2 separate regions of the Homo sapiens genome follow, and region 1 is linked to region 2. Evidence: chromatin contacts called from ENCODE Hi-C or POLR2A ChIA-PET data. All regions are on one chromosome and are shown on one strand. Each heading gives the region's core, a stretch centred on a gene start or an enhancer-like site at or near the end of the contact. The rest is flanking DNA. Distances are from core to core; before and after follow the strand shown.

Region 1 (6,060 bases), core at 3,244-5,743, 64 kb before region 2:
AAAGCCTACTCCAAGTTACTTTTTCTTGATTCAGCTCTCCTATTTGCATTTAAAATAAAAAGGCCAGCCTATTTCCAAATATGGAAATGATCTATGTTTATTAGAGATCAGCAAAGTGATATGGGCCCTTGACTTGCTGTGAGGTTTTTTTTTTAAATGTGTTTTAGAGCAATGTACAAGGGCAATTTTTCGTCCTGTTTTGTCATGTGTTCTTAAATACATTTCCTAAACACTTTCTCTGGCTTGGTGCTATTACTGTGTATACGTCCTACATATGTTTCCTATTTTTTATGACTCATACTTACGGTACTCATAAAGATTTATCCTTTATCTTGGCTCTGAGTAATGAGCCCACTTGCACATTTCCAGCAGAACTGTGGGTTAGGGATTTTACATTTCATTCTGCTGGAGAGGCCTCTGGAAGGCATAGCACAGGCAGCGCAGCATGTTCCTTGTAGGCAGTACTCACTTCTCCCTGAGGGAACAGTTAGCTCAGTTTTTGTGAATTTACTAATTTTTGTTCTCTAGCTTTTCCTTTCCCTTTGCCCTTTTTAGCCATTTTGCTGTTTGAGTGAGGCCACACAAGAGCATGAACAGATGAAACAAATGCTCTACTCCTTTTTGCTGCTGAGTAACTGTGGTGGAGGAAGAAATGGAAATAATGAACTGAAACGATATTATTACATGTGGCAACAAACTCAGGCAAGGAGTCTTCTTGGGTCCAAATAAACATTCAGACCCATGAGACTATCATAGGCCATGGGTGGCTTCATTATACTTAAAAGGGTATAGGACAAGGACCACAGCTTACGGCATGGCAGCAAGGCATTCCTCCTTGTTGTGTGCCTTGTGACTGTTCACACATCAGTTCATCAGTTCACATAGCCATCCAGAGCTCTCCAGCTGATGGCTCAAATGCCAGGAGATGAGATCTCTGTGTGTGTGTGTGTGTGTGTGTGTGTGTGTGTGTGTGTGTGTGTGTGTAGTTCTCTAGTTTAAAAGCCTTAGGAAGGCCGGGTGCAGTGGCTCACACCTGTAATCCCAGCACTTTGGGAGGCTGAGGCGGGTGGGTTACCTGAGGTCAGGAGTTCGAGACCAGCCTAACCAAAATGGTGAAACCCGTCTCTACTAAAAATACAAAATTAGCCAGGCATGGTGACGCATGCCTGTATTCTCAGCTACTTGGGAGGCTGAGGCAGGAGAATCGCTTGAGCCCGGGAGGCAGAGGTTGCAGTGAGCCAATATCATGCCATTGCACTCCAGCCTGGGCAACAAGAGTGAAACTCCATGTCAGAAAAAAAAAAAAAAAAAAAAAAAGCCTTAGACCCTTGCGGGAACTAGTAGGCAACTATGTAGGAATAGTTTTCATGGTACTCTGTCTCATAAATATGCCCCATTTACAAGAATCACTGCTCTCAGGGAAGCCCCCAGATGTCACTTCTTATCAGATGTCTTAAAATTTTCCAGTCCCAATAGCAAGCTGCCTTGTGTTATAATTGACATATTGTCTTACCAGATTACCAGGGTTACAGAATTGAGAGAGTTAACAGAAGATCAAATTCTCATGTAAAAGGGAAAAGCTTTGCTCACTGTTTATCCACACCTGTACGTTTTATTGTTTTTATTTGTGGTATTCCTGACTGTGATAGGCTAAATAATGGCCCCCAAAGATATATCCACGTTCTAACCCCTAAACCTGGGAATGTTGCCTTTATATAGAAAAAGCCTTAGCAGGTGTGATTAAATTAAGAATTGTGAGATGGAGGATTATCCTGGATTATCTGGTGGCCCCTAAATACAGTCACATGTATCCTTATAAGACAGGGATTTGATGACACAGACAAAAGGGAAGACTGTGTGACCATGCAGGCAGAGATTGGTGGTCTGGAACCCACAAGCCAAAGAATGCCAGCAGCCACGAGAACCTGAAAGAGGCTGGGAACAGGTTCTCTCCTGGAGCCTCTGGAGGGCATGTGGCTCTGCTGACACCTTGGTTTTGGCCTAGCAATGCTGATTTTGGACTTCTGGCCTCCAGAACTGTGAGAGAATAGCCTTCTGTTGTTCTAAGCCACCCAGTTTATGGTAATTTGTTACAGCAGTATGGGAAATGAGCACACACTCACATTAGTTTGAGTTCCATGCTCCCTCCTGTCTCCAGTTTGTTTACTCCTGTGTTCCCCAGCTCTGTAAAGGACGCTACCACACAGTTGCCAGGGCCACAGTCCTTGGCATTATTATCCATGACTTCCTGTGTTTGCTCAGATGTCATATCCAATCCTATTTGTTCTACCCTAAGACCATATTCTGAATCTGCCCACTTCTGACCACCACCTTCGGTCTGACCCACCATCACATTTTTACTTGAGAGGCAGTGGGCCTCTGGCCCATCCCTCTTAGGAGTGCAAGATCTGGGGTAGAGCGCCAGTGTTGGAAGCCTGGCTACACTGCTCATGAGCTGTGGGGCTTTGGGCAAGTCAGTTAACTTCTTTATGCTTCATTTTCCTCATGTGGGCATAATCATAGTATCTACTTCATAGAGTTGCTGTGACGATTAAATAATTAAAGCATGACTGGTGCTTAGAACAGTGCGTGGAATATCATCAGCACTCCATAAATGTCAGCTGCTATCATTGTTAGCAATTAAGATCTATTCTCTAAGTGGCAGCCAGCATGATCTTTTGAAAGACTTCCGTCCAGTCACGAAGTTCACCAGTTCAGCTTCCTGCCATGGTTTTTTACATTTCAATGAAAATGCGCAATCCCCACCAGAGCCCTGAATGATCTTTTCCCCCTTCTCCCAGCACTCTCACCATTGCTCACTGTGCTGCAGTGGGCCCTGACATCTTGCCTCCTGTCCTTGGCATGGGCTCTTTGTTTTGCCTGAAGTACTTCTCCCAGTTACTCATGTGGCTGCCTTCACCCAGTCCCTGCTTTGCCATTACCTCCACTGAGAGGCCTTCATTGACCACCCCATTTAAAATAGTCATAGCACCCCACAACAGACACACTCTCTTTTACTGTTTTACTTTAAAATGTAACTTATATTACCACCTGATATTTATTTTTAAATATGTTCACTGTCTATCTCTTCTGCTAGTATATCATCAGTATAGATGTTTTATCTTTAGTTGGTATTGCCAGGAATTAGAACAGTGCCCACTACATAGTAAGCAGTCAAGAAACATTTGTGAAATAAACATTTGCATGAATAAATAAGTATGTTGATGTAGCAGTTTAGCAAATAGGTTAAGTCTAGAAATTCTATATATGGAAGTTTCTCATTAATTATATTTTTTGAAGATCTAGTTATTGATATTGGTATGTATGGCTTGGGCATAAAGTAATGTTTCTTAAACCAAGGCTTCAAGGTATAGAAGACAGCACTGGATTGTGAGTCTTAATAAAAGACTTCCCTCTTTTTTGGTCTTCCCTCTGTTGTGATCTTTTTTGTTTAAACTTGAGGGCAAATGTGTAGACCCATTTGGATCTCAGTTTCTTTTTTTATTTTCTGTCAATATAAAGACATTGAGAAAATTAATATTTCAAAATACCAATTGAGAATTAGAGTCAAAAGCATTTCTGGAGTTGTTAAACTACAAAATATCCTTAAAGAAACCCTCAGCATTCAGTGAATAAGGAACCACCTAAGAGCTGAAATGTAAACTAAGGGTGTCTCATGTCTTCTTATGTGTGTTTTTTTTTTTTTTTTAACCTAGATTAAGTAGGATTTACAGATCTGGGGGCAGATCTGGTCTCTGAATACTTGGGAAAATGCTTTTGAGTTTCATTGCTTATATCTTACTGCCTTGCACAGTAAAAATTTCATGATTTTCCAAAGAGCTCTACTGTTTCGTCAGGACAGAGTACATGTGAATCTTTCCCTGTCTTTCTTTTATTTATTGAAATGCAGAAGATTAGAAGAACTAATTATTTCAGTTTGTTGAGTGGAGGCCTCTCTCCACATAAATTAGAACCAGGCAGTTGGACAGTCAGCTGCAGCTGCCTTTGTGAACTGGGCACCGGTGCAAAGCATTGCAGGAGTGAGGAGACAGGCAGCCCTCGGAGCTCACGGTCACCGTGCATCCAGGGACAAAGAGCAACACCTGTAACAGAAAGTACGGAGACGTAGAAACATCTCATCGCCCTAAATACACGAGATAGAAACTTAACCAAATAGATGTAATCAACTACAGCTGGGCTGAGATAAACACGTTAAGTGCTAAGTAATCAGGCATGTTAGGGGGATGTGGGGCTGGGGCTAGGGCTGGGGCTAGAGCTGGGGTTGGGGCTGGGGCTGGGGGAAGGCATTGCTGGAATAATTGGAGCCAGGTGTGCTTGCCTGGTGCTGCTTTTTGGAGGTGAGAAATTGGAAAGGTTTGAAATGGGGATGTGGTTTGGCAGAGGGCTGAAAGGAGAATTTTCCAAGACTAGGGGAGGAGACTGGTAAATAAAATAGAGCCGAGTTGAGTATGAAATATGTTGAGGACAGCAAGTACCTTGGCAGCTGTGAAAGCTTCATCTGATGGTTTTGCCTGTTGGTGTTGATGCTGGGAGAATGGTCTTCAGCTGAACACCACAGGTCTTCAAAGCCAGGTGAATTGTGACAGCCTGTGACACTGGAAGGGGCAGTGTAGACAGGCCTCTGAAGATAAATGTTTGTCCCCAGATTTCCCCACTACAGATTGGGAGAAACCTCTAGCTTTACCTCACAATCCAGTGATGTCAGCTGCCTTGGAAGCAGTTCCTTGCTTTGGCACTTCCTATGTTCCTATTTTTTTGGAAGGTACCTGCCAGGGAGGAAAGGCAGCGAGCACAGGTGATTGAGTTTTTGTTCAGAGATTTGGGGTAACCTCAGAGTAGATGTGGTGTTGGGGTCAGGTGTGGAATGAATGTGGTCTTCCCAGGACCTTTGTTTGTTAGATTCAGAAGTCTCCAGAACTACGGTGAGATTTGGGGAGCAAAACCTGAGCTTGTCCAGGTTAGTGGTGCCTGAACAGGAACAACTAGCAAAGATGTTGATGTTTGTGCTACCTTTCGGCCCTCGTCTTTAATGAGCTCCAAATCCCAAAGGTGAAGGAAAAGCAGACAAATGACAGAACAACCATTAGTTCCTCATGAGGAAGCCAAGTGTTTGGAGGGTCATGTATGCAGCTGCCACCAATTTGTCACCCTGCTTGAAAATCCAGGGACCTGTAGGCAGGAGGTAATGGCACTACACTGATCAGAGCCAAAGTCAAACGCTGGTAGGCTTCTTTCCAGAGAATTACAAAACCTGGCATTTTATTTGTTTTTTTCAACACCCCTGGAAGGGAGATTCTGTTAGCTCTGTTTTACAGGTGTGGAAATTGAGGCTAAGAGAGGTTAAGTATTCTACCCAAGGTCATGAGCTGGGAAATAATTGGTAGAACCTAACCTTGAATTCACAACACACTTCCTATAGATGGAGTTGACATGCACTCTGAGTGGCTCTGGGCAAGGTGGGCTTTCCCAAGGCTTAGGCATTTATTCAATAATGAAATCATTATTTATTAAGCACCTGTTTGTAATGTGTCAGGCACAGTGCCAGGCACTGGCAGTCCTGACCCCCTACCCTTGAGAATTTGCCAAAGGTAACAAAAACACAGTGGATAGTGAGTTCTCCCTTGCTCCCGCTCCCATTTAGATGATCTCAAGCTCTTTACTTTGCTTAAATGTGGGCTTAGATGTTGCACCCAGTGTTGCGTGTTGACTTAATCATATGCAGGTAAGTCTTTGAGCTGCAATGAAACAGCCATCAGGTAAGAGTTAAATGTGAATAGCTGGGCTGTCATCTATAGGTGAAGAGCTTAGAAAGAGGGGCAGGTTAGGGCACCCTGTTATTAACATCAGCTCTGTTCTATACAAACAATTCTCTTACTGGATTACCTGTGCCAAAATATTGCTGAATAGCTTGGAAACAGGTTAGTATTTTGCCCTTTAGCAAAACAGACAAAAGAAAGACCATGGAGTTGAATTTGGAAAGGAATCTTGGAAAATGAATGTTTCAGTACAACAATGTATCATTCACATGCCCAGAAATTC
Region 2 (5,999 bases), core at 2,474-4,973:
GAAATGAGCAAAAGTTAGAGGGGTACAAGAGCGGCAATGAAGAGATGTGCTCCATAGTAAACATTAGGTCCTTCGCTGCTGACTCCAACCAAACTTTCTACAACTCTTAAAGGATATATATAACCAAACATTAGGTCCTTCGCTGCTGACTCCAACCAAACTTTCTACAACTCTTAAAGGATATATATAACCAAAGCTTCTTGTATTCGCCAACTGCTAGTAGTTCTTAGAGTTTATAATATAAAGACTCTTAAGGGGAAGCCCCTTCTCACGGTATAGGCAAGTCTCTTGACAACTCCATTCAACTCCATTCTAGTATCTAGTGTTTTCCCACCATTTGAAATCATTTGTAATTATTCAATATGGTTACAACATAAATATTTATTTTTCACAAGAGAAGATACAAATATTAGTTTAGCTTTTAACTTGAACCTGCATTGGGTTTCTCCTTATTCTTCATCACTTTGAAGATATAATTCGAAAAAGCCTGGATGTTATTTTATTATTTTGTCTTAAAGTCAGATTTTCAATTTGCATCAGAATGATTACATGAGTGTTTGTGTGAGGCAGAACCAAACACACATGGTTTGGTGTTTTTATAACATTGGCTGTGCTTTCTTTGCCTTTTAGATTGTGATACAGGTTCCAGCCCTTGGGGACAGTAGTGGTTGGCCAGATGGTTATGAAGATCTGGAGTCAGGTGATAATGGATTTCCGGGAGATATGGATGAAGGAGATGCTTCCCTGTTCACCCGACCTGAAATCGTGGTGGTATGTGTTTGTTATCAGTAGGGGGTTTGTGGAAAATGCTGTCTATTTTGTTGGCTTTAGTTAGGGACTATCTGAAAATAAAATCAGATGTTAAAAGCCAAAGCTCATGAAGCTACAGGGCCTTCATCCTTCATATGACTGTCATTAATCTTCCTGTGGGTTGTTATTTCCAGTTTAATTGCAGCCTTCAGCAGGTGAGGAACCCCAGCAGCTTCCAGGAACAGCCCCACGGAAACATCACCTTCAACATGGAGCTATACAACACTGACCTCTTTTTGGTGCCCTCCCAGGGCGTCTTCTCTGTGCCAGAGAATGGACACGTTTATGTTGAGGTGAGACCTGAAAGTTAGCCTTGACCTTTTAGGTTAGTGCTGGGCTATAGTTCCTTAGACATCAGCTAAAATACCCTGTACAGACCTCTTCCTGTCCTACCTCACAGACCTTCAACAGGTCTGATGAGGGATTGGCTCAGAGAACGCTTCCAGACTGACTTCTGACCAAAGCAGGAAATTTCAAGATTTAATACATTATGCTAAGTGAAGACAGTATTTTGTAGATGAATGTTAACAAAAAAAAAAATTGGCAAGTGTGAATTCTACTGGTAAAGCCCTGTCCTTTGCTTTTGGAACAGTAGTTCAGTAGTTGCAGTGTTAGAGTTAACCATGGAATATTTCAAAACCACCTCATATGTTATCTTTTATTTCTTTTTTTTTCCCTGCACAGTCCCCTTAGCCCCCAGCAGGGCAGCCAAATCCCTGTGGGTCCATGCCGCCACTGAAACTGACTTGTTATCTTTTAAATTGCACTCACTTTTAAGTGAAATGCTATGTGCTATTATAACTCATGACATTTTTTTTTCTAGATCATGATCTGAGTATCTGTATAAACTTATTTAAACTATTTCCTATATATAATGTTAATAATCATGTGCAACCTAAATCTGGAATCTGGAGTGACTACACAATATTAGGCAGTGGCGGTAATAATGAAATAACAACATCTAACATTTGCTGCAGATTTATTATGTGCCAAACAGAGTTGTAAGTATTGCAGCAGTTAGTTAACTCTTTAGAGCCATCCTATAAGGGAGGCTAATAATATCTTCATTTTATGGATGAGAAAATTGAGGCACAAATTTGTCTGAGGCCACACAGCTGGTACTAGTGGAGTTCAGATTCAGTGCTCATAGGCCGTGTGACTCCAGAGCTCTGACTGATCTTCGCTGGATACGACTATCACTTATCTCCAAAGTGCCATTTGAAAGGGGAGAAAACATAACGTCTTATCAATGCAAACATCCAGGTTCAGAGAGTGGATTCTAGAAAAGATAAATGTCCTTATGGCACCAGGATGTCTGCTGTTTCTTGTGCCCTGGGTACAACCTTTCATGTTTCAACCTTAGTGTTTCAAGTGGGCATATCATCTGTTGGTCTTATGGGAAGGTCCTCATCTAATGAGCTGGTTTTGGTGCTCAGCTGCAAGCTCAGCTTCATAGTGGGAGGGGTGAGAAGCTTAAAGGGTCAAAGTGGGGTACTTCCATATGTTAAAAGTGACTTTGGTGCACGTGTTTCTGTTTTGGAAAGACACATAACTCTCACATTCGCACTGACTCTGGGACAGAGCCCGCTGGCGCTAGATGTTGTTTTCCTTGATCATATGGATTCTGCCCCTCCCCCATTCTGAGAGTTCTCTTTCTTTGAGCACACCTTCTTTCTCCATTGGGGAAAATATACTGCCTTCTACATGCTTTTCCTAAGCCAAGATGGCTGTTTTTCTCTTGCTTTTCTGGCTGTACAGTTCACATGGGCAGTTGGTCAACAGCACCCTATTGCGCTGTGGATTTCAGGGGTGCTGCATAATTGCAGATTGTTCTTTTCCAAATCTATGCCTGGCTTTGCTGATTTATGCTAATCAGTGGTCAATCTTCCTCCTGTACCTTACCCTGGATATTTTGGGTTTTTTCCCCCATCCTTCAAATGCTGGCTTACTTGAAGTGTGTTATTGGTAGTTTTTTTTTTCCATTCTTGTTTTCCCATTTATACCTTTTCATATATCACCTATATTTCTCATAGTTTATCCTCTATTCCCTCTACACCATACAGTCCCTTTCATAATCCAAGTTAACAGTGTTGCCACCTGTTCATTGGTCATCTCCAGGTGACTGTTGGTCACATAATGGCAGTTTTCTTTTGGTTCATTTGTCTTGGGGAATTTACAAACCCAGTTGTTAATAACCCAAAATTTTAAATCTAGAATACTACTATTACTAATAGGTAGCATTTATTGACACTCTGGGAACTGTGTTGTTTGCATGTAACTTTTACTTTGCTAGTTTTCACAATTATGATATCTTGTGGGTATTCGTGTTCTCATTCTGTAGGTGAGTAAACTGAGTCTCGGTGCCCAGCACGTGAGCAGGAGAGCATGTAATTTTTATGAGCTCGTCTCACTACAAAGCCCGTAGTCCTTCTCCTACTCACTTCTGGTCTAAAAGTAAAATCCTTTTTAGTAAAAGATTTGCTGATAATTTATATATATAAACTATATATACATAAAATATATTAAAAAATAATATATATTTTTTCCCTCTGCTACAAAGGTATCCCTTTTTGGGATACCTTAGACATTCTGCCGCTACATACTTTCTTTTGAGATTAGAGAAGAGATTTGCAGTCCCTCTGTTACACATTTTGGCATGTGGTTTCTGAGTTCATGTTAAACGGCAGTTTTTAGTAATAGCACATATGTAATTTGCCACCTTTCCAAGATAGAATATCTTGTTTTTCAGAAGTATTGCAAAAATACTGAAGTGTTAGTATTTACAGAATGTCACCACAGTGACATTATCAGAATCCTCTTCATTAGCATTTTCACTGTTGAGTGTCCTGCAGTTAACCACCACGTAGGAATCTTTCACAACAGTGCTGCGGATTCAAAGCCCCATGTGATGTCAGGGGTTTCCCCTGGGTATCTCAGCGTGGAAAGTCTGTTTCTATCTCCATGTCTTTTGAAATGATTCTGCGGCTGTTGGTCTATGGGTAAGGACTAGCTGTTTCTACAAGTGTTTAAGTTTATTTTGATCCTAAATTTAGTCAAAGAATGAGGCATAGCAGGGAGGGGCAGTTCATGCAGTGATCCACGTGTCACCAAATGGAGAATCTCCTCTGGTCTGGGGATTTTAGCTAAGTTCAGGATAGTTGAGGTTTGAATTCTGTTTACACTTGGCTAAACATTACTTCCTGTTTCTAAGGAAAAGAACCTTAACAAAATTTGGACGTAGCCCATACAAGTGTTTTCAAAGGGGGAAGTATAAATGAGTCGGAAACGTTTCCAGATTAGATTTCCCCTAAACTACCCCTGGGCTTATGGAGCGAAGGGGGAGTACTTGGCAAGGCTGATTTGGATCTGTGAGCAGCTGGGACACTTTACCAGGCCCATGATGGCCTCCAGGTTGCACCGTCACTGACACCCAGCGCCGGAGCCAGCTCTGCCTTCTCGCCGATGAAGCAGGACTCTCATCAGGCTTACTCTGACTTTTTGCAATTTAGAAGCTCAGTCTTCCTGCCTAGGTTAAATAGATTTTGCCGCTGAACTCTATTTTTTGGTCAGTCTTTAAAAAGAGCTTAGCTTATAAGTGTTGTACTATTAAAACATTAGGGACTTTGCCTACTGGTGTTTTATTTACTTCGGAAAATCCACTTTAAATGCAAAATATGTTTTTATTTTTAGCTCTCAGAGGACTCATTGGGAGGTGGAAGAGACTTACTCATCTTGTATTTGAATCTAATGGACTAATATTTGAAAGAAATAATTCACTGTCATCATCTATATCAAATTGAAGTGGAAAATATCTTTTTCTTTCAATGTGTGTGTGTTACTTTTGTAATTAGAAAGAAGGCTATAACTATGTTATGAAGATAAAGCAGCGTGTCATCTGAAGGGCTGTCTTGGCATATGGTCCTTGTGCCTAAAGTGAAAGTGAGATGCTAACTCATTTCCTAATTCATCTTTCTGTTCTTTCATAGGTATCTGTTACTAAGGCTGAACAAGAACTGGGATTTGCCATCCAAACGTGCTTTATCTCTCCATATTCGAACCCTGATAGGATGTCTCATTACACCATTATTGAGAATATTTGTCCTAAAGATGAATCTGTGAAATTCTACAGTCCCAAGAGAGTGCACTTTCCTATCCCGCAAGCTGACATGGATAAGAAGCGATTCAGCTTTGTCTTCAAGCCTGTCTTCAACACCTCACTGCTCTTTCTACAGTGTGAGCTGACGCTGTGTACGAAGATGGAGAAGCACCCCCAGAAGTTGCCTAAGGTTTGTGGGCCTTCATCCATTCGGATGGTTATTTTGGCATTTTTAGGTGAGGCAGAAAAGTTTAATCCCAAGGTCTTGCAGGTTGAGGTTTTTTGTTTTGGAACTGCCCAACTGAAATATTAAAGTCACTATTAGCAGGGAACTGTGAGTTTTATGGAGTCTTAGATAATAAATCCTGACAGCATGAGTTTCTTTTTTCCATGCGTGCTACTTAGTAGTACCTTACGAGTGATAAATCAAGACGCTTTTCCATGGAGGGAGATTTCTGGCTTTATCTTTGCTTTTCAGATAGTTTGCAGGCCAAAAACACAGCAAGCCGAAAGGACAAGTTCATTGTGAGAATTAATTTTTCCAGGTCCTGCTGGGACTGGCATTGTCATTGTTTTTTAACCTTTTCTGTGTGAAATATAAGGTTGACTTGTCTCAGGGAGACTTCTAGGGGAAACTAACAAATATTTTAGCTTTTCTCAGTTTCATATCAGTTCATCATATTTGCCTCCTGTCACTCTCCAGATTGAATGTTCTATTGCCATAACAAAAAGCAGAACCATTTGACCTTGGTGGAATGCATTTGATAGGGGAGATCTGCAAGGTTAACTATGATACCCACTAGGTTGGTCTTGTATATGAAAGGTATCTTCTGCCATAGTTTTGTTTCTGTGATCTGCCATAATTATGTATAATTTCATATGTGCATTTATTCTGTGGCTATCTCACACAGAGTAAACTGATTTCCAGTCCTTTCGCAGTCATATATCAATGTCTAAAAGGCTAAGAATCAAGCAGTGTTATTAATAATGTATGTATGGAATTTTCTCATTTAACTCACAGATTTTAAGTCTTAGGTATGGAGGTAGGAGGAAAAACCACCATTTCCAAATAGATTACAATTGATCTGAATTC

Evidence for each region. A loop is a pair of places that touch in the nucleus more often than their neighbours do. ChIA-PET counts read pairs that join two places held with the same protein, here RNA polymerase II (POLR2A). Pooled maps may share reads with other maps.
Region 1: a loop to region 2 is called in a map of endothelial cell of umbilical vein, with 2.1 times the contacts of the local background. The contact joins two enhancer-like sites. A Hi-C loop is called at or near these places in 3 of 168 maps with a recorded cell type or tissue (K562, endothelial cell of umbilical vein and natural killer cell) and 2 of 50 pooled maps. POLR2A ChIA-PET finds 5 or more read pairs at or near these places in 3 of 52 experiments (WTC11, activated CD8-positive, alpha-beta T cell and naive thymus-derived CD4-positive, alpha-beta T cell).

What each region holds. Positions count from the first base shown.
Region 1 is chr1:91,775,809-91,781,868 of GRCh38, reverse strand. The region is part of intron 3 of TGFBR3 (transforming growth factor beta receptor 3); the gene reads left to right. Among named protein-coding and RNA genes, the nearest start is that of TGFBR3, 110 kb to the left of the region's middle. Within about 2 kb of position 4,493, at least 5 of the 41 ENCODE cell types and tissues checked have a DNase peak (open chromatin) inside an H3K27ac peak, as active enhancers do.
Region 2 is chr1:91,711,340-91,717,338 of GRCh38, reverse strand. TGFBR3 (transforming growth factor beta receptor 3) reads left to right here. Exons shown (of 17, transcript NM_003243.5): 11 at 631-771; 12 at 945-1,103; 13 at 4,797-5,096. Among named protein-coding and RNA genes, the nearest start is that of TGFBR3, 170 kb to the left of the region's middle. Within about 2 kb of position 3,723, at least 18 of the 41 ENCODE cell types and tissues checked have a DNase peak (open chromatin) inside an H3K27ac peak, as active enhancers do.